Linked DNA regions of Mus musculus: region 1 is linked to region 2. A link is a loop called in an ENCODE intact Hi-C map of the cell type or tissue named here. Cell type or tissue: gastrocnemius. All regions are shown on one strand. Each heading gives the region's core, and the rest is flanking DNA. Links, peaks and the distances in the headings are about the cores only.

The links. Hi-C counts contacts between places; a loop is a spot of excess contacts. Peaks named below come from ENCODE experiments on the same cell type or tissue, not always from the same donor. Only the 100,000 strongest peaks of a DNase experiment are listed, where the experiment ranks them.
Region 1: a loop joins it to region 2, with 1.8 times the contacts of the local background. A loop is called at or near these places in 2 of 42 quality-filtered maps.

What each region holds. Positions count from the first base shown.
Region 1 is chr6:134,115,783-134,130,695 of GRCm38, forward strand. The region is part of intron 1 of Etv6 (ets variant 6); the gene reads left to right. Among named protein-coding and RNA genes, the nearest start is that of Gm46978, 12 kb to the left of the region's middle. In gastrocnemius, for the core only: no CTCF peak of the experiment used is centred there; no DNase peak of the experiment used is centred there.
Region 2 is chr6:134,032,833-134,047,745 of GRCm38, forward strand. Gm46977 reads right to left here and starts at 2,480. Exons shown (of 4, transcript XR_001785383.2): 1 at 2,210-2,480. Etv6 (ets variant 6) reads left to right here and starts at 2,868. Exons shown (of 8, transcript NM_007961.4): 1 at 2,868-3,306. The coding sequence starts at 3,274. In gastrocnemius, for the core only: a CTCF peak has its summit at 4,470; DNase peaks (open chromatin) are centred at 2,692, 3,078, 6,225 and 9,395; H3K4me3 peaks cover 4,346 bases; H3K27ac peaks cover 4,863 bases.

The sequences.
Region 1 (14,913 bases), core at 4,349-12,348, 85 kb after region 2:
TTACGTTAATCACCAGGACTTTCATAATACATTTCCTTCCTTCTCCATCAAGCCAGTGGCACACCGTTTTTACTTGGCTAAATAGTCTTAGTTTGAGGAGAAAAATACAGAAGCTGGCCTACTTTGCTTAAAATTCTAGCATTACTTGTGCAACGTTGGAAGACAAACTATTTAGAAATTTTTTTTTAGAAAATTTTATATGTATAGGTATTTTGTCTGCATGTATTACCTTTGTACCACCTGTGTGCCTGGTTCCTGTGGAGGCCCTGGACTGGGGGGATGTGTGTGTGTGTGTGTGTGTGTGTGTGTGTGTGTGTGTGTGTGTGTGTGTCTGTTAGCTGCCATGTGGGTGCTGAGAACTGAGCCTGGTTCATCTGGAAGTGCAATCAGCAGTCAATGCTCTTAACTGCTGAGCCATCTCTCTGGCTGGCAAGGCAAGTTCTTTAACTTCATCGTGATTCACTGCCTTTGTAAAACAAAGGGTATCTTAAATGCCTGGCCCATGGAAGGTGCCCCATCCATTTACTGCTTCATTTTCCCCTGGCCTGCTGCTCAAGACGACAAGTGTTTCTTCTTGTTTCTATCCTTTATCCTCTTTACCATCACAGGTGGCAGGAAAAAAAAGATGTAGGCAACCAGTGGGAGAGAGCACAGCAAGAGATGCGGGCACTTCTGGAGGACTGCACTAGGCTTCCTCCTGACGTCTATTAGGCTGTGCTGGATGGCATAAAAACAACTGGGAAATAGATATCTTTAGCAGAGATCCAGCAACCTCAATGTAGGCAATGAAATGATGTGTATGATAGTAGCAATATAGGCCCCTTCCCTACCTACGTGTGTCTCTCTGTGTGTGCATATATATGTGGGGTGTGTGTGTGTACACGTACGCACACAGAGGCATACATATATGCATACACGCTGAATACACACACACACACACACACACACACACACACACACACACACACACACCGTGCTTAGTGATGCTGGAGAGTTGATCTATAAATGCAGGTGAAGCTGGCCCTGATAGGTGACTGCAATACCGATGGTTGTAGCTGACTTCAGGACACCGCCTGTCCTGCAGCTCAGCTGACCTTTTCTCTGTAGCCACTATCACATTAATTAAAAGAGGCAAATGCGTATTTCCCTTTTGTTTGGAGTATGCGTGGTAATGGTACTCTAGAAATGACCTGGAATTACCCTTCCTTGAGCATCTGCCCAGTTCAGAGAGATGGTCAGCTCATCACACCAGGACACTCAGTCAGACCTGGTCGAAGCTGCTTCTCTTATTGCTGTGTCTCTATAGGAACTGGGTCTTTTGATTTCTGTTTTTATCCCCCTCCCCATGCTTAAAAACATGATTTTTTTTCCTGAGGGCTTGAAAGTGACGTAAGCTCTTCAACAGACAGATAACAACCTCACATAGTCCCCTGCCCGCCCTCCCCATGACATCTCAGAAATGACCATGTTAGAATCCTGCAGTAAATGCCAGAGCGAGACTTTATTATAATGCCTGGGTATTTCCCAGGAACTGAAATGAAACTTGAGAGGTGCCTTTCTTCTGTGTAAGAATTATTGAGCAAAATGTGCTGCCGACTTTATAGGACCTGTGCCCAAAGTGGCAAGGCGGCGCTGCTCGGTGACATCAGCTCCTGCATCGCATCCTAGCCGTCTTCTTTCTTTCACTCTGTGGGTACCTACCAAGGTCATCTCGTAGGTGATCTGCCAGCCTTCGAGGGCATCTGCAGGCCACCAGCACCCAGCAGCGAGTAGCCTCCGCCACAGTCCAGTCTCCCCACTGTTCTCACAGTAGATCGTGGACCTCTGACTGATTCTTTTGCTTCCTGATGTCTGGGGAGAGCTGGGACCGGGAGATGGTGTTGGGAGAACTTTTATGGCTTTATCAGGAGTGGGATCAGTCACCACAAGTGGCTTCTTGAGGAGTGTGAGATAAGGCCAGCGTGCGCTTCAGAGTGTCAGAAGCTGTCACCTTGAGAAGTCATCACATCATCTGATTTATATACAGTTGTTTCTCAGTGTAACCCAAAGCCTTGACCTTTGCTGTTGGTATGCTAGAGGTTCCATGACTAGCTTGTTATTGTTAACACCATATAAACTGTTGCTGAATCCCAAGTCTTTAAAGTGGTAATGAGTTATCACATTTGGCTGAATATTGTGACACATGCCTGTAACCTAACAACCTGAGAGGAGAGATAAGAGAATCAGGAGTCCACGCCATCCTTGTCTTCTTAGCAAGTTAAGAGGCCAGCCTGGACTACATGAAATCCTATACAAAAACAAAAATCAAACAAACAAAAAAACCCGAATCCCCCCACCAAACTCCTATTGCTCCCCAGCCCCCACCCCAACGAATCATACTTAACTGGTAGCTGGGATGTTTAAATAAAATATTTGTACTCGTCAGACAAAAGCTGATTTTTGATGATATTTTCATTATTCTTTACTTTAAAGGATTCTTACTATATGTCCTTAAACAATATTGACTTTTTTTCCCTTGTCCATTTTCCTAGTCTCAGCAAATAGTGGGGCCAAATGCATAGTCATTGAATCAAAGAAAAATCATTTATCAAGGTCTTCAAGTCATTTTCTCACTCGCTGGCCCAATAATTATGAATTATCTGCAGTCTGTCAGGTATCGTGCTCAGAGACTGTAATCAATACAGCCTTGCTCAGTGCCTCCACATTGTTAGCTGATCTGAGAGAGGAAGATTACACTGGAAAGTAGCATTGTGGTCCGTTTTGATCCTGGAGCTGGGATTTTAAAGCATTAGAAATGCCTGCTATCACTAATGTCAAATCCGACTAGGCAGACTTGGTGCTATTTCGGAGTAAGGCAGAAGTAAACCATTATTAGTAAGTGTTTGAGAGGTGGGGGCTGGGGGATGCCCCACTGGTGAAATGTTTCCTGGCCAAGTATGAGGATCCTCAGAACCCAACGTAAAAGCCCCAAGCCAGGCGTGGCAGCAGTACCTAAAACCCAGTGCTGGGGAGGCAGAGGTGGAGGCAGGGGGATCTCTGGAACTTGTTAGCTAGCTATTAAGCCAAATTGGTGAGCCCACCTGCCACCACCCCATATGTGGAGGAACACTTGAGGAGAGAAACCAGTGAGAACCTCCCTCCTCCATTTGTATGTACAATCACGTGTCCCTACACAAATGCACGCACACACACACAGACACACACACAGAGACACACACAGACACACACACAGACACACACACACACACACACACACACACACAAACACACACACACGCATCTTTAACTTTGACAAAACATATTCTTTGAAAACTTCATTTTCTGTATTTTTATTTTTATCGTATTTCCTCCCACTCTTCTCCCAATTACTTCCAAGATAAGCCACCACCTTCCCGGCATCTTTTGAGTCCTCTTCCTGCTGCCCACTTACTCCCGGGCTTCGGCCTTCCACTGAAGCATCTGTTAAAAACAAAGCCAGCCCTGACTTCCCCTCCTCCAGAAGCCATCAACTGCTTCTCTGCTAGGGGTGGGGCCTCATCAGCTCCTCTCCCTTCCATGCTGGAATGTTGACTGCCTTGATACTGCACTCGGGGCCTGTGTGGGCAGAACTGCTGTGAGTCTGTGCATGGGCCTTTCTTCTCTTGTCCTGGCCAAACTTCTTCTTTACTTCTGGCTCTTAACAGTCTGTCCACTCCCTCTTTCTCTGGCTCTTAACAGTCTGTCCACTCCCTCTTTCTTCTGAGATGATCCTAGAGGGTGGCAGAGTTTGTGTGTGTCTGGTGTGTGTATGTGTGTGTGTGTGAGAGGGAGAGGGAGAGGGAGAATATCATTGGCATATGTAACTAATTTTCAAAGTTTTCAAAGAGGTATTTTTCTGTAAGTCCCATTGAGAGCTGGTGTTTTAACGGAGGTCTTTTAAACACACACACACACACACACACACACACACACACACACACACACACGGTTAAATATGTACTTTGTAAATAAAGACCCCATGTGTTTGGTTGGTAGGATGCTCCTTAAGACAGACTCCCATCAGACTTCAGAACTGAAGGGCAGAGAGGGCAGAGCGTGCCCCTCCTGGAAGGGAGAAATGAGCAGATAGCCCCCACGGCTGGCAGTTGGATTCAAATTTTTGTTAATAAGCCACTAATGGCTCTAGATGAAAACCGAACAAAACACAAACTTGGGTTAGCATGGAGAAACGATTCCAGTGACATTGTCTAATGAGGCTCGCTCATTTTATAAATATGTTCTTTTCCTAGGTATTAGGGATTTTGGTGGTGAACAAATAGGCAAAGTCCCTGCACATGTGGAGTTTTTGTCTCAGTAATTTCTCCTCTGGAGTGAGTGGGAGAGCCTGGGCTATCAGTGTGGTCTGGGGTACTGAGTAGCAGCTTGTAGATAAGGCTGGCCCACAGCTGTGGTTGTGGTTGTACACAGGAAAATCAAATTCCAAACTCCAGCAAACTGTCGACTCATAACCAAGGAGTTGTGAAATAAGACATAGACCAGACTCAGGGGCTTCGGTTCTGAATTGGGGTCCAGGAGATCACAGGGTCAGGAGGTTGACCTAGAAAGGAGGACACTTGGGCTGAGTCAGAGATTGGGAGAGACGGCCCTTCCCGAGTAAAGCCTGGTGCCCATAGGGTCAAAACCCCATAGTCAGCTGGAAGATGTTTCCAAACATCTATTGAACTCAAAAATGTTTTTTTAAACAGTGGTTCAGATCAGTGGGATTTCTGTTTAGGTCACAGAACACTCAGGGTCATACCCAGGGATTTCCATTCTCTGAATTTGTCTGTAATCTAGATTTAACACTCAAGACCAGTCTCTGAAACTTGACTGATTGACTGGTTAATTGATTGACTTTTTTTTTCCATGTCTGACAAAAGAAAAACAGTACCGGGTTTTCTGTCTCACTAACTAGTGGATATAAAACCCTGTCCAGGCAGCTCGTGTTAATTTTTCTCAAGCATTTAACAGAAGAGAGGACAAAGAAGAGAGCAGCTTTTGTCTTTGAACCCAAGTCTGACAGGAATGGAAACTGTTGCCTAAGAATGACACGTCAGGGCTGGCATCGACTTTTTTGCTGTTTTAACCCGATTTCCTCAAACCCCCCATCAGCCGTCAGCACAGTTGTTTGAGTTTCACAATGAGCCAAGAAGCCGAGGTGTGGTGCTCGGCATTTCATCGGGAAGAGTCAATGTGGAGGAAATAGCGAGTGTGTTTGCTCAGGTTCTACTCCTGTTGTTTTTAGCATTGGGCGCAGAGGAAGGAAAGCAGATACAGACAGGGTCGGTGTAAGGCTGGGGTGGTCGAGTGCCAGGTCTTGGGGAGCTGAGGCTGGAAGAACATGAATTTGGGGCTAAGACCCAGTCTCAGAGAGGAGGGAGAGGAGACGGAAAGGAGGAAAATGGAAAAGAAACTGCAAGGTACACTAGAATTGTAAGGTTTGGGGCAGTGACAGCTCCTTGGATAAAGGTGCCTTCTGCCAAGCCTGAGGACCCGAGTTCAATCCTTGGGACAGACATGGTAGGAGCAAACTGACTCCTGCGGGTTCTCTCAACTTCCACACTCATGCAATAGGTAAATAAATAAATCCAACTTCACAGAATGTTGTTAAGCCGTAAGGTTGGTTTTAGTAAACAGTTGAGAGGCTGGCTCATCCAGGATTTTGGTCATTTTCCCTTTAAGAAGGGTCCTCCGATGGATCTTCAGTCACAGCCATGGGGACTAGGCAGGAAAGATGGCCTGTCAGACCCACTTAGGGAAGTTAGCGTTGTGTGTTTTAACGTGGCAGGGAGCTTGTATATTTTCATTCTCCTCTTTCCTAGTCAGCCTCTCACCTTTCCTCCTCACCTTTCCTCCGAGCTGTGAAGGTTATCACTGGGAGAAGTTTAAACCTGCTTTATGGTCCAAATTCTAGGTCGCAGAGCACAGACTGCATTGCGCAGGGTGTCCCGAGGGCAGCCACTTGTTGGGCTGCAGTGTTGATAGGGATATTGTGGCCGAGTTTAAGGGTGATCCACAGGAGGAAGGACAGCAGGACACGGAGAACTGAAGTTTTGCAGAGTGGCATCCGGGGCCTCAGCTTAGGGTAGCTTAGAGGTGCATGCGGGGAGGAGGGGCTTGTGGTCTCAGTCTACAGGGCAGACGCATTCCCATTGTGTGGTCCTTGTCTGGGAATGGCTCCTGGTTTGGAGGACTGTAAGAAGCTTTGGAGAGAGGAAGGGGGGGCATGCACAGTGTTTACTGTTTGTGAAACATTGTGTATGACTCTGCAACTTGGTCCCCCATACCCTTACCCAATCCACTCTTGTAGGACATAGCCCCTGAGGATAGCTATGGGCATACGATGTGGTTGCCTTTGTCTGTCATGGGGAGTAGTTCATACTGTTGTGAAACTGAGTCTTTATTTTAAGTAAATGTACTTTGAAAACACTTGACTCCCATGTTAGAAGTTGTTTCAAGAATATTGAAGTTTCTTGGATATGTAAGCTTACCAAATCCCAGCTGGAAGTCTTACTTTGTTTGTCAGGACAAGATCTCAATATCTTCCCTCCCTCCTTCCCTCCCTCCCTCTGTTCTCCTCCCTCCTGCCGCCCCGCACCCCTCCCCCAAGTCCAGAATGGTCTGTAACTATGTAGCCCTGTAAGATCTTGAACTCTCAGCAGTCCTTCTGCATTAGCCTCTGAAGTACTGGGATTATATGAATATGCCACTACCCCACATTCTCCAACTATAAATTTTATGATATGTAAATACCGATTAAAAACTTCCCAGTGGAAATTTAGTGTCCTGTTGGTGATGTTATATTATAAACTAGACACCAAATTCCAAAGCGTTAGTATTTTTAAAAGCTAAGAAATAGTAATATATTTAAATTAAGAATTTTATGGATTGATTATATGTTGAAAGAATCTTTCGGCTGCATTAAGCCAGTGATACTATACATATAATTATAATTATATATATTATAAATATATTATGTATCACTACATCATATATACAGATTCTGTGTGGAATCTGTCAAGAAGCAGTAGAACTTTCTAGGAAAGTTTCTTAGATTTCAAACACTAGAAGCTCACTCCCCCCCCCCCCAATTCTGCTAGGATACCCTCATGTAGATAGGTTTGTGGCTGGGAAATAGGTTTTAATAAGAACAAGTTAATGGAGGCGATAGCTTTGCTTGGGTGTAATCACAGTGATTGTCAAGTTCCTTTTTACCGTAACACTCACAAACCACTGGTTCTCCCCAGAACAAAGAAGCAACTGCACCTGCGCCTCTCATCATCGTTTGCATTTGTTGTGCATTTCTCCTGCCAGAATCTTGGTGGCTGTTGGCGTGGATTTGGCTTGCTAATACTAAGAATATAATCTTACCAGAGGGGAATTCCACTGCTTAGAAGGAAATACAAGCCCTTTTCAACCCATTTCAACCCTAAGAACCCCCCCTCAGTGTTTTTTTTTTTTAATCAAATGTTCCAGAATCTTCCTCTTGTGTAGTTGGCAATGGCAGTAAAGCCATTGGGTGCTCTGTGGCCAGGTTGGCTTACAGGTTGCTTTCTGAAAAAACAGAGAATATTAACTTACATCTTTAGCTGCAACACCTGTGTAAAGTGCGGATGTTGGAGCTAGGTTCCTGCCACAGTCCTGTCACTTTTTAAAATAGCATTTTGCTTGAAACAAAGAGAGAAAATGCCCCCAATATCGAGTTGTTTAGATGCTGTTGGAAAGTATAACTTCCAGGAAGAACTTGAGCATTCAGTGGCTTTTTCCTTGATAGAGTTTTCACTTGAACAATGAGCAAATAAATCAGAAATTCTTGAGTAAACTACTCTCGCCCTGGAGGGCTACTTGGTATAGACTCGTATTTACCAAGAGCTTAAAAACAATTGTAGGTAGGTGTGGTGTGTCCTCCAGACGTGGGGGTTAGAAATGTTAGCTTTACCCAGAACAGTTGGGTGGGTCATTGGGGGGGGTGTCTTTGATTGACACTTCAACACCAGGGTGAAATCGTGTCAGATGGTTTTGTGACGTAACTCTCAAGGTGTTAAGAAGACATGGTGACGTGTGACAGAAAGGGTTTCATTTTGATGATGAACCCTACCAGGTTCAAGGCTTCTGGTAGTTTAAAGGTTTTATTGAGTTGCATTTTGTGCTGGGGACTGAACCCACAGATTTGCACATGCCAATTAAGTGCTCCATTGGTCAGGGTGATTTTAGCCCCTGGGTTCCAAGGTATCATCACTAAGAAGTCAGTTGTGTGGCTGGAAATGCTTCAGTGCTTCAGAGCACAAACTGGTTTTTCATTGGACCTAGATTCTTCTCCTGGTAAGTTCCTTACAGTGAACTCTTCTAAGGCACATGCAATTCAAACTCTGGGCTTTCTAATGTCCTTTTCTGGCCTCCACAGGCACCTGCACTCACCTATACATATCCTCCCCAACCCCCAACACACAGAGAGACAGACACAAAATGCACAGAAACACATCCATGCATGCACGCACGCACGCACATGCACACACACAATTTAAAATAAAACATAAATCTTAAAAACAAAAACAAAAAAAAAACAAAAAAACCAGTCAGCTCCCTGGAGTGAGGGGCGTTTCCCCTGATTCATTATCATCGGCTGATGCTGCAGTGTGCAGGATTGTGGGCCTCATCACCAGTCACAGGGTTACTGTGGCTGGAAATATATCTCAGAGTCACCCCAGATAGAGTACCAGCAGAGACTGACTAAGGAAGTAGTTTCACCAAAGGCTAGTCTGTCCAACCATCGAGTTTACTAGTGTCGCTTACAGATGACTGAGTGGTGACTTATAGAAGTGTAGGCGGCTCGAAGGTGATAAGCGTACCCCAACATGGGTGACAACTCATAAAAACTGCTTTTCTGAAACTCCCCTGTAACTTGTAGTCAGTCAGCTATCGTCTGCACCCCCCACCCCCCCATCCCTCCACCCCTAGCAATTGCTAATGGCAGTTTAGCTTCTGAGAGTGGGCTCCGGTGCCTTGCTGAGTTTCAGGAGCTGCTGGAACCCTGTGTGTCTTGTGCGCCTCCTTCCTGCTTACAGGAGGCCTTGTTTGAATTCCGAGGAGTTGGCCACCCAGCACATGGGCACAGGTATCTAAGCCCTGACCGCCATCTTGGGATTATTCCCTCCCTAATGCTCTGACCCGTTAGTAAAGTTCTTCATGTTGTGGTGACCTCCAGCCGTACTTAATACAGTTCACTTGTTGATACTTCGTTAACTGTAAATTTGCTACTGTTATGAATCGTAATGTAAACATCTGTGTTTTCTGATGGTCTCAGGCGATCCCTGTAAAACGTTTGTTCAGATACCCAAAGGGGTCTCAACTCACAGTTAGAGAACTACCACCAGGAGAAGGTTTCTGAGGCCTGAGTTGGTGGAAGAGAAGAAAGGGGTGTAATCTTCATCTTCATCAGCTTCTCTGCTACCCCTATCATGCTCCTGCCCCATATACCCAACGGGCAGAGAACAAGGGCTAACCCGAGGCTGAACATGTTCCTTGGTGGCCTCTGGGGAAGCCAGGGCCAGTGAGGAGAGATGAGGAACCACATTGAACATACCTGGGTGGAGCAGGTTTTCATGTGCAGATCATGTGATGTCCTTCAGACAACCTGTGTTACCACTGGTCACCTGAGTTACGGGAAAAGGTAGGACAGTGGCAATAGACTCAGGAGGGAGGACAATTGGCATACAGGACTAATATGGCTTCTAAAGTCTGTTAGGAAGCAGAATTGCTTACTGTAGGTCTTCACTGACTTGACTCTTTCTGTCTTGATTTCAGGCCGTGATTCTCAGTCATAACTAAGCACATCAGAGTCACCGAGGAGGGTTAATATTAATGTCTGGCTCACATTCCCATGGGCTCTGATTTGCTCCAATACTGGGTTGTTCTGTTTGTTTGCTTTTTAACTTCCTCTGGGTAAGGCTGACCTGTTAGCCAAGATTCAGAATATCTGATCAAAATGTGTATTTCCTAAGTTGTTAGCTGATCCTGAATTCCCAAGGGACATATGAATTCAAGCTTTTTTTTTCATACACCATTGAATACGAACATTTCTAATGAAGGCATGAAATCCCATGTAAAATAGATGATTGGTCTTTAGAAAACTATAAGAGTATGCTTATTTCCCTGTTATTTTAAGCTGCTAAATAATCTGCTAACTAGTGCTATCACACACCACACATGTATCTTTATATTTTATTTTCAGTTTAATTGCTTATTGTTCAGCATGGTAAAAATGCCAGTGTCTCCATAGTAATAATAGTTTATCAGCAAGATCTCTTTCAATAAATAAATCACCAGAAACCCAAACTCCCACCTCTTCTAATTGTGAATTTTGTGTCTAAGAGTCAAACAAAAACAAAAACAAAAACAACCCTCTGTAAATGTTGATTTTGACAAGTGTACATAGAGAATGTTTTCTGAAAGTGGAAACACAGGATTGGGACATTCATACATTCATGATTGCTTGTGAGGTGGTTGTGTTGTGGGGTGGGGGGATTCTAGTACAGTGACCCTTTAATACAGTTCCACACGTTGTGACCTCAAACTGTAAAATTATTTTTATTGCTTCTTCATAACGGTAATTTTGCTACTATTAAGAATAGTAATGTAAATATTTTGGGGATAGAAGTTTGTCAGAGGGGTGGAAAACCACAGGTTGAAAACCCTGTTATAGAGTATTTATTTTGTTTTGCTTTGATTTTTTTGGGGGGGCAGAATTCTGCCTCCTCAGTCAGTGATTTCACGTCAAATACCAATACTTCCCTATTTGCAATACCAGGACGGGTTTCTTTTCCTCCTCCTCCTCCTCCTCCTCCTCCTCCTCCTCCTCCTCTTCCTCTTCTTCCTCCTCCTCCTCCTCTTCTTCTTCTTCTTCTTCTTTTCTCCTCCTTCTTCTCCTCCTCCTTCTCCTCCTCCTTCTCCTCCTCCTTCTCCTCCTCCTCCTCCTCCTTCTTCATTGGATATTTTATGTATTTAAATGTTATCCCCTTTCCCAGTTTCCCCTCCCCCTGCTTCTATGTGGATGTCCCCCACCCACCCATCCACTCCCACCTCACCACCATGGCATTCCCCTACATTGAGGCTTTGAGCCTTCACAGGACCAAGGGCCTCTCCTCCCATTGATGATTGACAAGGCCATCCTCTGCTACATATGCGGTTGGAGCCATGGGTCCCTCCATGTGTACCCTTTGGTTGGTGGTTTAGTCTCTGGGAGCTCTGTGGGGGTCTGGTTGGTTGATGTTGTTGTTATTCTAAAGTCAGCAGTACGTGGAACTTTTATGTCCCTGTCATAAGCAGACCTTGTGTATGCCGAGAGCCTTTGATTCAGTAATACTGTATAAGGCTCATCTCATTTCTTTTGAGGAGCATGATGTAGCAGTAATGGCTGGGTGTTACTAGCCTGGTGCCTCAGGAACACTGGGATGTGAACTCGATTTTTCTTTATTGCTTTTAAACAAATTGTTAATTGGTTGCATTGCAAGTTGTTTTGGTAGTAAACATCTTCCAGAGATGTAAATCTTTTCTGACTTAATTAGTACTCATTTCTCTAGATATAGTTTACAGGTTTTGTTGTGGTTTGTTTTGTTTTGTCTTCTATTTAGTTTTATTTCTCAGCCCGAGCAGAGGCAGTGGAATCACCGATAGGAGCAGAACAATGGAGTTCTTCAGTTTGACCTTGATAGTACTTGTGGCCTGCTGGGATTAGGCAATCAGATAAGACCCCAGCTTCCTTGGGGCTGCCTATCCTGGGCCAGCACCACAACACTATAAAATACACGCCATCCATCCCTTGTGTAGCTGACCTGGGAAGTCGAACATAAACCTGCTGTCTGATTTTCTTTCTTACGAGGCATAAGTGGCCCACTTAAGCTATGGATGTGTTATAAGGAGACATTACAGGACTGAAAGCCCTTTGGATTTTTAAAGAGGTCTAAGCTGGTGCCCACCCCTACTCCCATCCCACCCCCACCTCTACCCTTCAGCCTTTGCTACTAATTTACTGGCATTGTGAGTTTGACTTCAAGATATAAAGGAGAAAGAGCAGGGCTGTGAATGGTACTGTGTAGCAGCAAAAAGGGATGGGAGGAGGAGGAGGAAGAGGAGGAGGAGGAGGAGGAGGAGGAGGAGGAGGAGAGAGAGAGTTTAGGAAGCCACACAAAGCAGGTAGTGGGATTCAGAGTTGAATGGGTGCTTAAGCAGTCTGCACGAGCCTGACCTTGGGCTTTCCCTTGGGTTTTCAGTCCCATGAGTCCCAGGACAGCTCCCGCACCAGGGTCCCTGTGAATGATGCACAGGGGCTATAGTGTGGCAGTGGCACATGCCTGAAGGTCTTTTCTCATTTGTAGGGAGAAATTGAGAAGGCTCTCTAATGGTGCCCCCGATACAAGTAAATAGCAACTCTCTCAGTTCATTACTTGTTAGCCCCAGGCAGGGACTGCGCCGATTGGCTAATTGTAATAGCCAAACCATTAAAGGGAATAGCATTAATGGAGGAGAAGGCAGCTAATACGGTAGCTGAACTTGGCTACAGCCTTGTACCCAGGGTACAGGCTGCTGCTAACTTAAGTACCTGTTTGTTCTGCATCTGGAACTAGCCAGGAAGAAAGAATTTAGTGACCCTCTTCAAATGGTGGATCCATAACTCAGGAGTATTTCTGGGAAACTCAGACATTGAAACAGTTTTTTTTCCCAGAGGTAGCCCTTGAGGGTCTGTGTATGTAAAAACACTCACCTTTCCTACCGTGAACAGTGCTGCTGGCCCACTGGGAGAGAGCTCATACACTTTAAGGCGTTTTCCAGGAGCTGTGGCGAATACTGCCAGCTTCATCTGTCCTCAGCTTCAAGCTATTGTAGCATCGTTAGCTGGGACTAGTGTGCCGTCTAGGCCTGGGAATGGCACGAATTTAATTTTCCTGTCCAGGTCTGAAGCTTGTAACCTTGCTCGCCTGTGCATGATTCCGGGGCCTGGCCAGATGAGCCAGCCATCCGTGCATCAGAAGATCTGGGCCGGCTCCACAGTCCTCCCTGGAAACCACACGCTGGCATTGCTAGCTAAAGAACCCCGGCTTCACTTGCTGCTTTCTCTCCGTGTCAGAAATATCCAAGAAATCCAGAAAAGTTGCAAAGAAGAAAAAAGAATTTCGTGCTAAGCCACTCTCAGGAGTGGAAAGGATCTTAATTAGAATATTTAAAAATCAGAACAGTAAAGACGTGGATGTAAGGTTTCAGCTGTGTGGTTTTGGTTTTCTGATTTTTTGTTTGTTTCTTTGTTTTGTTTTGTTTTAACTTTGATACCCTGTTCCTAGACACACCGGGTTTTACAACTTTATAGAGTCTGATTGCTAGGTAAGTAGAAAAGAGGTTTCTGTTGTGATGGGGCTGCTCTTGCCTACATTATTGTCATCAAGCTTTGACTTGCCAGAGAGTGTCATATTGTATGAGCAGCATCTTGGAATTGTGAAGCATTTATGTGAGCGCCGCCGCCGCCCTCCCCCACCCCCCAGTATGGAAGCCTCTTTTAGAAAACCTTCCTGCCTCAGCCTCAGTCTGCTCTCAAGGGAATAATCCCACACACGTGTAAGCTGGAGCTGTTGGCAGGGCTTCTACCCGCATAGTGCTCAGTCAGGTCTGTATTACAGGCTCCGCCTCCTAAGTATACAGTTGCTGTTGATTTAGTTTAAGTATCTTTCAAAGGCTTGACCCCAGAGTGGCACTATTGGGCCCTTTGAAGAGATGGGGCCCTATGAAGAGGGACCTCAGCAGTTATGAGTGTTGACTGCTCTTCTGGAGGACCTGGGTGTGATTCTCAGCACCCACATGGTGACTCAGAACCATCTCTGACGCTAATTCCGTGAGATCTAACGCCCTCCAATGGCCTCTGTAGGCATCAGGAATGCACATGGAGCAGAACACTCATATAAAATAAAAATGAATGATTTTTTTTTTAAAAGAGAGGGGTTGGAGAGGGAGGGGGATGGGGAGGGGAGAGGGAGAGAGATTGAGATTAGAAGAGTGAGAGATCTTCAGACCATACGTGACATGCCCTTGAACGGGATAGTGGAATAGACTGGTGCCTCCCTTTCTCTCTGTTTGCTTCCCTGTCTTCAGTAAAGTAAAGTGTTTTACATTCTTCTGCCAACATGTGCTGCCTTGCCACAGACTCATAGCCACAAGGCCAGTTGATCACATGCTGAACTCTTGAAACTGAGAGCCGGGGACAGACCTTTCCTTGTCCTAAGGACTTGTTGCAGAGGTGGAGTGTTGACTCATGTACAGGGAATGCACCACTCTTTCTTCTACTCACTCCTCTGATACTCGAAGACGTCTTGGAGAATCTGTAACACGTAAAGGGCCAGAAGGCCACTGAGCGCATAAAGCCTTGCTGACTTTAGGAGTGTCTGTCCCCAGGCCTTTGAAGGAGCCTTTCCTAGATACTGTCCACTGTGATTTCTGAAGGCATGCTTGCCTCCCTAGGACATAAGATTCTTCCTGCCGTATTAAGTGAGTGTTGGCAGGGTCCCTTCCTGCTCCTCACTTTTAAAAATCTCGTCTACATATTTAGATTTGATGTTCTTGAAGAATTGGAAAGGATTGAGTAAGAGAAATGGTTTCTTGTTAGAGAAAACATTAGGGATAAAGAGTAAGATATTTTTACCCAACAGTAACCAAGATGAGATTTCTGTACAGTGCAAAGCAATTAAACACACAGGCAATCTGTAGATGCTTCGCTGGTCCTACTGATTGTTGCAAAGTAAACACACACCCCTGTATGAATTCTAATGGTTGCCCCTCTAAAGAGGCCATATGGGGACACACTTCTCAGACATTGTCTACTCCCTTTCTTCTAGCCAAACTCTGTTACTTTGT
Region 2 (14,913 bases), core at 2,239-10,238:
CAGGAGGGGAGGGAAGGCTGGAGCACCAGGAGCTTTAGGTCATTCTCTGTGGTGTAGATTAGGGGCCAGCCTGGCTACAAGAATGAGCAATACTTGCTTTGAATCTCAGGTCAATAAAAGTTATTCCCCACAAAGAGAACTCCATTCCTTTAACAGACCTGAACTAAAAATACTCTTCAAAGTATGTGGACTTCCCTGCCCTCTTATTATATAGATATTTAAACAGAGTCCTCAATTTTGTCATTTGGCCCATAAAGCTGCAAGTATTTACCAAAGGGCAGCCAACTGTGGTGTAAATGTAGCGTTTGCTAAAGCTGCTACTGTGTACTTGGCTTTGCAACCACACACACTCTACCTCAAAGTGGCACCTCTATGAGTCACTAGGAGAAGGACATGTCAGGAATGGAAGTTGGAAGTTAATTCAGTCGTGAGCTTAAGCAATCAGCATAGCTAACACAAATTAACACATAAAATATGGAATGTTTTGCTACAGAAACTCTTGGTAGAAGAGGTCCCCAATACCACAGGGTGGCTTTCCTCAGTTCCAGTTACCCACAGTCAGTCATGGACATGGAAATTTTCAGAGACAGTAGTATGTTTTATTAGCTCTTATTATAGTATAATTGTTTTGGTCTATTAATAATTATGGTTAGTCCCTTACTGTGCCCAGTTTGCTATATCTATGTATGTATGTATGTATGTATAAGACTATATATAGGAATACTGTGTATGTGTGTAGTGTCTGGCTTCAAGCCCACAGATAAAGGAAAGGCCATTGTGAACATCCTCATATGTATGAGAATCTTATTACATAGGCGCTACCCCTTCCCATCTCATAAGTGCTGAGAAGTTATCGGAGACCCTACAGTTAGATCAGTGATGTAAGGGTGCCTAAGACTTAACGCAGCAAAAGTCCATCAGATCCAATGTCTGCAAACATCAGTTAAGAGACGCAAAGGGAAACCAAAAATTGTTTAGCTGGGAATGGATGCTCAGTAGGAGAGCACTAGACTAGAACACATGAGGTCTAGGTTCAATCTCCAGGGCTGTAAACAAAGAAATGGATGTTTAAGCACCCGCTGCCCCTTAAAAGGGGCATAGTGCATAGTGGCCCGGGTTCGGGAGAATTTTTTTGCTTCAAGTCAAGGCCAACTTGGACTACAAACTTAAGAAAATTTAAAAACCAACTGGCTGGGTGTGGTGGTTCACGCCTTTAATCTCAGCACTGGGAGGCAGATAGACCAGGCTTCAAGGCTAGTCTCATCCACATTGTCAGACCCTGTCTCAAAACAAACACAACCACAGGAACACAACGAAAATTCCCAGTAAGAAACAACAGCAAAAAAGCTTCAAGAACACGGGAGCAAAGGTAGGTACTCGTGAGAGATAAGAATGGGTAAATGCAGTCCGGTTGGGACCTAGCATAAACAAGACTAAGTTCTTTTGGTGAATATGGCTACTAGATGACAAAACGGGTTGTGGTACCTTGGAGGTTCCCTCCAAGAACATTACTGTTATCAGCAACGGGGTGCGTTCCCAGCCTGACTCTTGGAAAATTTCATTTAGAGTGTCCTAATATGAGTATGTATGAACAGAAGTTCTGTTTATGAAAGTCTGAGCACGTTTTTACGACGCTGAAAAGTGTGCAGGAAATAAATAAATACATAAGAAAGATCAGAGGCAGAACTAGTTCCAGGCCAGCCTGAAAGAGTTCCAGGACAGTCAGGGTTACATTGAGAGATTTTACTTCAAAACAATACTGCTTCCTCCCACCCCCACGCCTCCTTCCCAAGAAACTACAGAGGTGGGAATACAGAGGTGAGTCTGGGAAACCCTCAGCAGGGAAGATGAGTATAATGCATTCATACACGCATACATTTGTGTTTATTTTACCGTCAAAGCACAAAATGGAAGTGCATCAAGCTCTTCGTTATATATCCACATATTAAACCTGTATAGACTAGAGGGTTAGAATTTAAACACCATCTTCTGCGGTGGGCATTTTAAGAGATTATAAATAGCAATAAAAATAGAGTGATCGGAACGCTGGTGCTCAAGGCTAGCGCCTCAGCCCCAGGATTCTGGCAGCCCCTCCTCTGCAGGACCCCGGGCTGTCCCCTCCGCCAATGACCGAGCCCGAGGAGCGGCCCAGGGGAGGGCTAAGATCTGCTGGAACGCGCCCTGTCAACTTTGTAGTCCAGTCACCTACGTCGGTTGGTAGCGGCCGCTGTGGCTTTAAATGGCCGGGGGATTTCGAATCGGGGAAGGCGGGAGGTCAGGCCGTGGGGCGCCCCCGTCGCGGGGAGCACCCCCGCTCGCCGCGTCCCTGCGCCGGAGCGCGACCGCGCGGCTTTGTCTCCAGCGTCGCGCCCTGCACTTCCCCGTGCGCAGCCTGTAACCCGAGCTCCCATTTCCTGGTGGATTCTCTTAAAGCGGCCGCGGTCGCCGCGCAGAACAAAGGCCATTGTCTCGCTTCCTCCTGCGGCGCCGCGTCCTTCCCGGAAAGCCCCTTCCTAGACTGCGGTCCCCAGGCTGCATTTGCGCCTCTGGGAGTGCACAGAAAAGCCCCTACTGTGCGTGGCCCAGGTCCTCCTGAGGCGCAGCCAGGGGAGTCGGGAGAGAGATGAACCAGGCTTGCTGGTCCTTGGGCCACGCTGCAAGGTTCCCCAAAGGCGTCCTCCGCCTCGGGGCGGCCCAGTGGGCATCCCGCGCCCCTCCCCCGCACGCCTTTTGATTTCTCCGCGGCCCGCGGTAACCCGAGCTTTTATTTCCTGGTGGCTCCTTTAAGAGGCAGAGCCGGGTGCTGGGAATTCACGTCAGTTTCTGCCCTGAAACTCTCAAGATCAATGAGCAGAGAGCTTTCTCAGTTCTGCCTTTCAGTTTCTCTCTTCCAGGAAGGAAAACATTCGAGAAAGAGAGAGGGAGGGAGGGAGCGAGGGAGCGAGAGAGCGAGCGAGCGAGCGCCGCGGGAGGGCGGGCGCGCCGGCCGCGGGTGGGAGGAGACACGCCAGGCCGGCCTGCTGCGCCCGGGTCGCCGCGCCGCGACCCGCACACCCCACGCCGTGCTCGCCGGCTCCTACGCCCCCGCACCTCGCGCCCAATCCGCGCGTTGAGAAGAGCCCCCCCTCCCCCTCGGGCGGCCGCCGCCAGCGATGCTGCAAGAAACTTCTTAAACGACCGCATCCCGCTGCCCCGCCGAGCGTTTCTGGGTTGGGGAGAGGAAAGGAAAGTGGAAAAAAACTGAGAACTTCCTGATCCCTTTCGCTGTGAGACATGTCTGAGACTCCTGCTCAGTCTAGCATTAAGGTAACGATCGGATTCCCCTCCTTCCTCCGCTGGGCGATCGGAACCCCCTTACCCCGGGGCTGCTGGTGCAGTTGCTAGGCTGGCGGGGAATTATTTGGGGCGCGAGGGAAAAGGAGATGCAGCTCGCGGCCGCGCTGTACCCTTTAGTGTAACCTTGCTGCACCCCTCTCCGCCGAGATCCTCTTGGGCTCCTGCCTCCCCCCCCCACTCCCTTTCTTTCTTTCCTTTTTTTAATAGTATAGAATAGAGTTTATTTAGGGCAAGGGGAGGGGAGTCAAGAGGGTAGTTGTGGCAGAAAAAAGCAGAGAGAGGGAGAGAGTAGAGAAGTAGAGGCAGGCCATGAACACGTGGAGAGAGAGGGAAGGGAATAGGGAAGGTAGGGGGAAGGTAATAGCCCAAGAGGACAAGAGAGAAAGAGAGCCCCACTCCCTTTCTTTTTGACAATGTAATGCCGCTCTCAATTGGTAGGAGGAACCCGGGTTGTCTTCAGATCTGTAGAGCACCTCCGTAATTAGTGCGCTTAAAAATAAGAAAGGAAAAAGAAAAACCCTTTCTCTTTATTCCTACGCATAACGTGAGACTGAATTGTAACTTTTGTTCCCAAGGGGTGGTCTCTAGGGAAAAAGTTCTAGGGGCTCCACTAGGATGCTCTCTCTCTCTCTCTCTCTCTCTCTCTCTCTCTCTCTCTTTACGCCCCTCCTCCCCCCCCCCCCCCCGTTCTATCACACAAGAATTTTACCCTCTCTTCTCTTCTGATTGTGATTGCAAGTCCTAAGACAGTCTTGGTGTCAGCTTTTCCTGGGCATTGCACAATGAAAAAAAAAATTAAACCAAGGTGAATAAAGTTGCTGAATAGTTGTTTTACGCTAGTGCATATGAAAGTTGAGCAATCTGAAAGTAGAAAACTCCTGTGATGAAGGGTGGAAAAGAAGTAGCTAAGCAAAATGACCTTCTCTGACAGTCCAAGCTGGTGTGGAAAAGCTGCAGTCTTGGAGCTCCCTGACCTGCTCTAAGTTCAAGAGGGATATTTGCAAACAGCCTTTGCCTCCAGGTAGTCGCATGTGCATGTATATACACAGTCTGTCTATATAGGCTGAGGTGCTGTAGTTAGTTGCTTTTAAAAAGTTGTTGTGAAGTTTGCCACCATTGGGAGGCAGGATGGTTTGACTGTCTACCTCAGTTATTTTTCCCATGCTGCGTTTATTTCAAGGTTCTGCCAGTCACCAGGAGGCAAGCTGTTCTGCTCAATGGGCAGGGCTGAAGTTTCTCAAGTTTTCTAATGGTTTGGCCTATTTAATATGTGCCCCTTGCATGGATGTTGGGGAAACAATGGGCAACTAGCCTGTTTTCTTCTCTGGGGCGGTGACAGCGGTTCATCTAGGATCTATGGGAGGGAAAGGTATTTTGTCACTGCCTTAACTAGTTTTTCATAATTAGAATCAGACCTTGGTGTTTCTTATCAGGAATGACGGTCATGGGTTCGAAGTCAGGCTGCCGAGGACTTCGAAGGTGCATTGGTGTCTCTGTTTTGTGCCTCACAGGAGAGCCCAGAAGAACTTTTTGGTCTTTTGTGTTGGTGAATATCTGGGGTAGGCTTTGGAGCAGCGGGGAGTGCTTCCCTGAAGAATTTAGGATACTGAGATACTTTTTCCTTTGCAATATAAATTAGATTCTTCATCGAGTTCAGGGGGAAAAAAGTCTTGTCCTATAGATAATCTGATTTACTTCACACTTCATAACAAAAACAGAGGCAACTGAATAATAGGGTATTAGAATGGTGAACTGTATTTGGCTCCATGGCAGTAAACCTGACAGCAGACAAATCTGGACCAGTGGTAGAGCAACAGCTTCCAGTTGAAAAAAAAAAAAAAAACGGCACAGTGGGGTCACAGTGGTGGTCTACCCCGTGACTTCTCCCACCTCTTCTAAACCGACTGCATTCCTGCTGCCCTGATGGGCTCACGGTTGATGCTGGGATCAGGGAGTGCGCCTCTGTTGAACCGCTTGTTTCACTGCATCCCAATGGAAAGAAGAGCTAACACATGTGAGAAACCAAGCCCCCATCGGAACACATCCTCAAGTGTGATAGGGAAGTGGTGTGCACTCCGCGCAATGTCAATTTTTTTCCTTGTTGTCTTAGGTTGTTTATTTTATTTTATTTTTTTAAACTTTGGTTCTGGGGATGGAACACAGAACTGTTTATTATACGGGCTAGCTGTAACCCAGCCCTTCCCGGCTTTCTGGGTACCTCCTTTATTTTTTATTTTATCAATGTCTTTTATTTTTACATGTGTCTTCCAAATGTATTCTCCGCCACCTATTCGAGTAACATTTTTTTGTTGTTGTTGTTTTTTTGGATTGTTATCTGTGGAGACAATCTGTGAATGTGTGCCTAGGCCATTGGTGTTTTTAGGTCTGTGTGTGCATGAAAATTCTCACCATGGAGCTGCTTGCGTTTATCCTGTTCCATAATAAACTGTGGAGATCAAGAAGAACCAGGATTAGTTCAGATCATCTGAAAATGCTTCAGTGAGTGATGTGTGCTTCATTTAGTCCTTGGGATGTGGCACTGTGATGGCGAAAGGGAGGGAGAGACAGAGACAGAGACAGAGACAGAGACAGAAACAGAAACAGAGGAGAAAAAAAAAGATGTTTACTAGCAAGTCCCAAGCAAGTTGCTTGCTTCTAGGGACAGCACTTGAGTCCAGTAGGTGATAAACTTTTTCTTGGGGTGAAGGATGCGAGTGAGTCTTTGAAGGAGGAGCGGATGCTATGTTGTACTAAAGGCACGAAGGCCGCCTTTGAGGAGAGATTTCTCTCACTCCTCCCTATCTGCTCTCCTGCAGCACAAACAGCTGGTCAGCGGCAGTAAATTCCTCAGCCACTGGTGAGGTGGAGGCCACAGGAGCCTGGCCAGAGGCAGCCATGGGGGGCGGGGTAGTACTTTGTTTACTTTTGAGCCCTTGTCTGTTCTGTTAAGGAAAAGACCAGAGTCAGACCGGGGTGGAGTTTCCAAGGTGAAAGTTTCTGAATTGGTCAATCAGTGACACCTCTAAAGACCATTTGATTGTAAGGTGTCTGACAGGAGAGCAGGGAAGAGCCTTGTTTGACACTCTTGTAAAAGAGAAGCTCTCCCTGCTAGGCTGGGGTCACCCAGAGTGACATGGAGCCTTGTTAGTTGTCCGTAGTAGCCCTTCTGCCAGTGCTGTGGCATTCTTCTCTCTATTCCTCGCCGGTTGGGGCTGGTTGACCATCTCTCTATAAGAGGTCAGGTATTGTTTTGTCTTGTGTTTTCCCCCAGAAGATCGGTCTTGTCACAGGACAAAGGCAAATAGGTTGGCTTTTCCACTGTCAGCCTTCACCTTCAAGTAACCTGTGCAGTTTTAAATCCAGCCAAGTTACAGCGGAAAGTGGTTGTGGCCCAGCGGACACAGGCCTTTTGCAAGGCTTGGCACAGACAGACCTTCTATTGGCTGATGTGATCCGGCACGCAAAAGCTAGTGGTACGATGTCCCTGGCCATTCTTTTCCTGTTTGCCTTATCAGCTCACATTTATAATAGGATGAAATTCTCATTAAAAAAAAATGTTTTCTGGAGACTTCTGGATGCCTCATATTCCTTCGGGCTAGCGAGGGCGGGCGATCTTGGTGCCGTAGCTTCTTACCTGGCATCTGGTGCAGAAACATTTCTGTCATGTTTGCTGACTCCAAGTGAGGTACAGAGGAGGTGGGTGCACCTTCTTCTCTGCCCATGTATCACCTCATTTAATAAGGTTTCCCTACTGCCTCTAAAAGCTCCAGAACTCTGCCTGTTGTCTGTCCAATAAGTAAAAGGATGTTGATGTATACGACTAATAGTATGATGATTTCCATAATCTCAGAAACAGCTTCTGTGTCTAGGCAAAAAAAAAAAAAAAAAAAAAAAAAAAAAAAAGAAAGAAAAGAATAGGAATTGAGGTGAGAGTGGGTTTCTCTGTGTAGCCCTGGCTGTCCTGGAACTCACTTTGTAGACCAGGCTAGCCTCGAACTCAGAAATCCACCTGCCTCTGCCTCCCAAGTGCTGGGATTAAAGGCACGTGCCACCACTGACTGGCAAGACTCAGCTTGTAGGGCTCTGCATTTCTCTGACAGAAGCATCTGGGAACTTTTTAGATATTTAGAATTAAGTCAGCATTGAGAACTCGGTCTCAGGCCACCACATCAACATTCTCAAGGTTCATGGTGTGTCTATAAAAGGCCAGGGAAATCTGATACAATAGGCTCTGCTCTCTGGCACTTCCTAGTGTGGTCCATTTTAATCACAAGCCAGCTGGTCCGAGGGCACAGAGCTATGTGCTATGGAAGATGAGGTGTGTGGGAACAGTGGGCTGCAAGGGTCTAGTCAGGTGTGAGGGGAGGAAGTGGTAGGAGGGAGGGATGAGGGAAGAAGGGCCTGCTGGACCACAGATACCTGGTATGGTGGCATGTGAGAGCCTGGCAGTTCCACTGTTAGCTGAACGCAATACCACCTGCTGTCATGTCACCTCTTGATAAATCTATGGGTGAGAGCCACAGGCTGCTTCACCCAGAGCCAGGCGGACTTTTATTTATGTGTAGTAAGCACGCTCTTTAAGGATACTGAAAGCTGATTCTGGAGTGCCAATGGGAAGGGTAGGTAAAGTGGGGATGTGGGTAGCTGTGGGTGGGTAATACCTTAGCTGTGAGCAGCAAACACAGAACTAAGACATGCTCTCAAACACACAACATATGGGGAGGGGGAAGGGAGGGGTGGCTGGATGTTACTTGTTGATCCAATTTCATCAGGTTGGCCTTTGCTGTGGTTCCCCCAGGTGGGGGAGCCTATACCACAGGAAGACCCTTAGAGTGTGGGGCATAAGGTGGGACATGTTTTTTTTTCTGTGAATACCACTTTAGAAAAACAACACCACGACTTGGTCTCAGGCAGAGCCCGTCATTGCTGTAATGTTCCAATAGACTCGAGGATGCAATATATCTGTGCACTTATTGAATAGAGTGTGAATTTTCTCCAGTGTTCCCACGCCAACCGGAGCCTAGCTTAAGGATGGTTCGTTGCCAAACCTAGTATTTGGGCGAGAGAAAGGCTAGACTAAATTAGGGGAGAAGTTAGAATTACAGTCTATTAAAAAGCAAACGCATTTTATTGATTTTTCTGTACATTCGGGAACCAGACTAATAAAATAGCACTTATTGGGACATCTCAGAATGAGCCCCCATGAGTCGGCAAGAGTGACTTGCGTTCCATACCATCCATTGCGTAGGAATGAGTACAGCCGTGTGCTTGAAACTGGCTGATCCTTTGGTGTTGAAATATTACCACAAATCTATCATTTGCCCTGTTAATTCTCTGGGTAACCCTTTCATCTTTGACAGTGAAAATATGCAGTACAGCCTGGTCTGGTCCCAGGGATCTGCAGTCCTTTTGGCATAAGGAAGAAGGCCTTACTGTGTTAAGTAGGGGCACCCCATGTTGATTGAGCCAACTGCATGGAGTCCTGTGGCCTGTGCTTATGAAAACCGCAGAACCTTTGCAAAAAAAAAATTTGGGAACTTTATAAATCCCATGTAATTAGAAGTGTTGCGCTGCTGTTTCAGTGGTCATCTCTCCTAAGACAGCCAGCTCAGGTGTACAGCTCTGTAGGGATTTCTCCCCTTCCTTCTTCCTCCTCCTCTCTGCCGGGAGGCATCCGTCACCATCCCCACCGTGGCTGGCTGGTTGCATCCTGTTGAGAGTTGTCCTGATGTGTTAAGCTTAATGACCTCATTCCCTCTTCACGGTCTTTCCTGGAGGCAGTTTTCCTCCCGATTGTACAGACCTAGAAACTGAGGTTAGGTGATGGTCTGCCTCTGATCTCTAGGCTTGTATGCCTCGTGGCAGTACAAGGCTGAGACACCAGATCACGGGTCTGCAGTTGCCAGTGACTGTTGCGAGCTATAACCGTCCTCAGGAAGCAAATTAGGAAACTCAGAGTGATGGGCTGATGGTTCATCACCGTAGCAAAGGCGAGAGGCAGAGATGGAGCCAGCAGAGGTCATGTGTTCCCTCTTCTTGTTACCACCGAAGGCGGGTCGCTCTTCATTCCCATTAAAAGTGGTCAGATGCTCCCTCCTAGCCAGTGACCTCTGCATGAATGCTCAGGATCCGTTTTGACAAGCAGCCTCTGCCGCTCTCTAGTGACGTGCTATCTTCTGTGGCTCCATCTTTGACCCCCACACGTTTTTACTCACAAACCTTTTTTCCCCATCCTGCTTTTTCTTAGTTGATAGCTGCTTCATTAGGTGGTTGGATATCTGAGGTTGAGTCCTCACCCTGCCCAGTCTCAGGGCCAGGCACCCTCTAGACTGGCAATACTCCATCTTTTCCTCTGTATGACCTTATTATTATTATTAAAAGCTTTTGACCCAATCCATGAGTGTCTCCCCCTCCCCCCATAAAGTGTCCCTTTAATAAATCATGAACACCAAAGGCCGGGAATCCATTTGAAATATATACAGATATTCCATGATTTTCCATCACTACCCAAGGAATAATATTTATTTTCACATATTTAGGGGAACCTTATTACCCAAGGAATAGTTTTTTTTCCCTGCTTTTCTCTTGTATGAGCCCACCCATCCCGGCCATGTTCTTTCTAATTTACTTGAAGAGAGACATTCGGCCATCTGACTTCGTAAATTTCTGGGTTTTTTTGTTTGTCTGTTTGTTTCTTAGGTAACCCTCTCCACCCACAAACCTGGCATTGGCTGTTGAACACGGGATCTCATATAGGCTAAACGAGATCTCTACTTTTGAGCTATTTCTGTATTCAATTGTTTTTTTTTAATATTTATCACTTTACATCTCAATATCAGCCCCCCTTCTCCTCTCAGCACCCAGTAACACAGATCCTCCCCCCATTCTTCCCTCTTCTTCTCCTTTGAGAAGGGGGAGCCCCCCCCTTGGGTATCACTGTATTCAAATTTTTGTATCCAAACAGCTTTAACAAGTAGAGGAGGAAAAGTGCATAGGTCCCTCAGCTGAGACTTAGCAGAACTATGGTCCTGCTGGAGCACCAGAGAAGGGGGACACACAGTGTGAGGTGACTCAGTGCAGGTGATTCAAGGACATTAAGGGCGAATGACCCAGAAGTCTCACGAGGCAGTGGAGAAACTGAGGCTCGCAGCTTACCCAAATCCCATTGCCAACTGTAGGCAAGCCACAGTCAGGATCCTGTGTTGTGGTCTGTTTTAGGTACTTTCAGCAGCCATAAAAAAAAAAATCAAACAAGAATTCAGACAGCACTGTGTCCCCATTATAAGTCATATCCCACCCCCAGCCCCCGCCACTGCCCCCTGCCTGTGTGGCACCACAGATCGGCAGGTGATAGTACTGGCTATGACTTCCAAGTTAAGTTACTCGGTTTAAGAAGTGAAGAGAGGATAAAATACATTTTGGAAAGATATCCGAGTGAAAAAGGTTGGCATAAAAGCAATGTTGATTTTTAAAAGGCCAAGCTTCCTGTGTCTGGCCGGATGATTTATGAGAGCCCTCCCAAAGGAAGATGTGAAAGAGCGGGCTCCTGAGGATTTATGTCCTCTGTCGGGGGATTTTCTCTTTGGATGTGGGAGTCAGACATAGGGAAACGACCTCATTTCCTGAATGACCCAAAAAGGACACGTTGCCCTGCTGGGCTGGTGTGAGTTCTGTCAGCAAATGTGTTCAGGGAGATGACACTGAATCCTCCCCTTTGCCTCTGAATTTAGCTTTAGCTTTGAATTTTATTCTGGCTTTTATTTTTTTTCTCTTGATTCTTCCCTGTGTACGTCTCTTTTCTTAAGGGCATTGCCAGTTGTTGAGAAAAGGGCTCTGTTTAGTGTCGATTGCCCCCAAGGAGGGGCCCGGACATTGTAGTGCACAGACCTGTGGAACTTGGTCCTGACCTATACTTGTTCACATTACTTGATGGTGATCTTATTAACTCATCTGACTGTGGTGGTAATAGAACTGCGTGCTCCTTACAGTTGTTGGCCGAGGACAGTAAGGCTTATGTCTCCCACAACATGTGAATCTAGAAGGGGCTTATAGTTTCAGTACCCACATTTTCACAGTTGAGAATCCAGGTTCCAGAGATGTTCAGGACGCTGTGGGATTGGTAGTGCTGCCTGAACCGAGATCCAGGCCGCTTGTTGGATGACTCCCAGTGTGCTGCTCTTGCCACCAACCCACTGCACCGGCGACACTCAGTCATTGCTCAGAAAAGCTTTTTTAAAACAAAACAAAACAAAACAAAACAAAACAAAATAAAACAAAAAACCTTTAATTGAGCACACAAGGCTTGACAACAGAAGAGATGAGCTGACTGCAGTTACGTGACAGTACCAAATGCCGTTTGTATTTGAGTTTTGAGGGAGATAGCTAGTTGTGTAGTTCTGAGTAAGTTAGCAGAGGTGAAGGAGAATGGGGGGAAATGGGGTGTCTTGACTGGAGTTATTACTCTGCTCAGCGATCGGAACGGGTTCGAGTGTTGCTTGTTACTCGCGACCGGGGAGATACTTGAAAGACATCGGTTCTTTAATCGGCTTTTGTTTCCCGGGCAATCCCATGTCTGTCTGAGCACAGAGCAGACACTGTGTGTGGTGGGGTGGTGGAGTTTCAGCTTCATGAGTTGGGAGTCGATGGGCCTCCGTGGAATCCTAATTATACAGAGGAGACTGAGAAGGGGAGAGTTTGTTACCGTGAGGCATGAGGGAAGTTTTATGCTTTCCTGGCTCTGAAGGGAGAGAAGTGCCTCCCTTTTGTCGTGGTTATTTGCTGTGGACTTAAAATACCGTCCTGAATATTCCTTGCCATATACGTGTTACATGGGAAGAGGAAATACTAACTAGAAAATGACTTGTTCTCTCTTTTCACAGTGGTGGCCTTGCGCAAGCTCTACCCAGGCAAAAATGACCTTTAAAACAATAGCTTGAATAGATGTTATTTATTGTTTGCTTGTTTCTGTTAGCACACAGTAATTATACACAGTAGGTTTCATTTCCATACGTATACATAGTGTATTTTGGGCCGTACCTCTCCATAGTTTCTCTGCCCCCCCCCATCTTCTTCTGCTCATCATCTGTCTCTCTGCAACTACTTCCCTTTCTTGCTTTCATTATCTTCCCACCCCCCAAACCAAGTGAGTTTCATTAGGGCTGCTTACAGGAGTGTGGGTCAGGCAGCCACGGGTACTTTACCAGGGGCCGATCCACTGAAGAATATACCCTTTTTTTTTGAGGAATCCATTTCCCACCCTATGAAAGAATGAACACACTGTCAGACTGTTGAAGAACGAGGGTTAGTTGTCCCTTCCCAGTCCTCCCAGGAGCTACCAGTTGAACTTGATGTTTCTTCTCAGCTGCCCTGTACCTACCGTCTACTGTGGGCTGTAGCAGCCTGCAGTTATTACTCGTGAGAATTATCTGTAGAGCTAAGTCCGTGGTTCCCTGCTTCATGCATGTCTCCTGCATGTGAGGAAGCTGACTCTTCAGTATTTCCTGGAAGAGATGAGCTGCTGATAAAAATCAGTGTTGTAATTAAAAAAACCAAACCAAACCAAAAAAAAAAAAACCCCAAAAAACCAAATACCAACCAAGAGCATCTTGTTTGTCTGTAAAGTTGCCACGTTCCCCTAAAGAAGTCTGCCTTGCTCCCTAGTGAAAGTGTAAGTCTAGATGTGGCCACTGAGGGTCTGACATTGTGATAAGAAGGGACAAAAAGACGGGGTGGGGGGGGGGCAACGGCTCACCTCAGTGCAGCTGTGGCCTGAAGGTAGGCCTTGGGTTCCCAGTGATAATTAAGGTTAAGGTCAAGGGACAACTTAGGTACTGTATTTGCTCTCTCTGTGTTTGTGTGTCCCTGGATTTGACCCAGCATGTCCCCCTCCGGAAAAAAACAAAACAAAACAAAACAAACAAACAAAACAACAACAACAAAACCCTTTATCAGCTTTATCCTTAGCATCATCTCAAGCCTGATGGTTAATACATGGAAAGATCTCTCAAGGGTAGGACAAGGTAAAACACGGTGGAAGCTTCCTAAAGGGGGGATGGGCTTGCTAGGCTCTGTCCTTGACCCTGTTAAGGATCTCAGGCGGGGAATGAGACATTATCTTTACGTGCTACTTATTGTAGCTTTTGTCTTCCCCAGTCCAACAGGTCAGACGCTGGGGGATGTGCAGGCACACCGTGGGCTCCAGCTGACAGTTTTCATGCCTTGATTTGTGATCACAGGCACCCTGGGGACAGAAGCAAGTTTTTGAGTTTTCATTGGGCCTCATCCTGTGTTTCTGCCTTGGGGCCATTCTGGCTGGTTTTGGAAACAAGAGAACTCAGAAGGAGTGGACTTCTGGTGCATTTTTTTGTAGTTGCTGTCTCCTTTTGATGAGGTCTTGGGGATTTAGAAATGATCTGTCATGAATTGCTTGCTTGGCACTTTGATAAGCTCTTGAGATCTGAGGCCTTCCTGACTTAATGGGTTATAATTACCCGTTGATGTAATGGCTGGTGATGAGAGGACATCAGGTCAGGGGTCACAGGACACCTTTTTCTCTGTCTCTTGGTTCCATTCAGCAAAGAGAGTGTGGTGGCACACACCTTTAATCCCAGGATCTAGGAAGCAGAGGCAGGTGGATCTCTGAGCTTCAGGCCAGTGTCTGTTTAATAAGACTCTGTCATTTGGGGGTTAAATCTTAGTAAGTTAGACAAATTCCCCAGCCTGGGTAAGTGTCCCCTTCTCTCCAACTTTTAAGACCCAAATGACCTGACTTGGCTGAGTCCACCTCAAATCTCTGAGAATGACCAGCTTCGTTTGCCTGTATGGCATCCAGTCCTTTCCGGAGTCTACTGACTCTCATCCTTCAGGGAGAGTAGATTCCGAATTGATGGTAAAGTTCAGGTGTTCTTTCCAAGAATGACATTTCTTTTCTGAACTTCACCTTCTGCTTTCTTGAGTCCCCCTATGCTGTGTGGCTGGTCTGGGCTGTTCACAAGAAGGTGGAGCGTGTACCTGTCTGCAGGCAGAAGTTGGCTGGTAGGTCAGACAGCTCTCTGAACACCATGGGCTTCATCAGGAAGGAGCCTTTGAGCTTTTTCAGTGTTCCCTCACAGTGTCTCTTGTCTCCCACCCAGACTGGCAGGGAAATGGGCAGAGGTTATTGGAGTGTATCTCCAGTAGAGCACATGCTGATGGACCCTTCCCACACACTCTCACCTTTCCTGGTGAAACAAAGCAAGGAAGGAAGGCTTTATTCTGGCTCATGTTAAGGGGTCAGTCCATGACGGTGGGGGGCAGGAATGCAGGCGGCTGTACTGTCTTTGTCTGAGTCAGGAAGCAGAGAGACGAATACTGGAGATCAGGTTTCTCTGCTTTCTCCTTGGGTTCAATCGGAGACACCAGCCACTTAGATGGCGTCACCCACATTCAGGGTTCCCTCTTCTCTTAAACTTCCCTGAAAGCACTCTCATGTGTGTACTATACCCCCAGAGAGGGATGTCCAGTTGATAGTGAAGACTAACCATCACAGTGACCTATCCTTAGAAAAAGAGCACAGACGGCTTACTGGAACACAGCTTT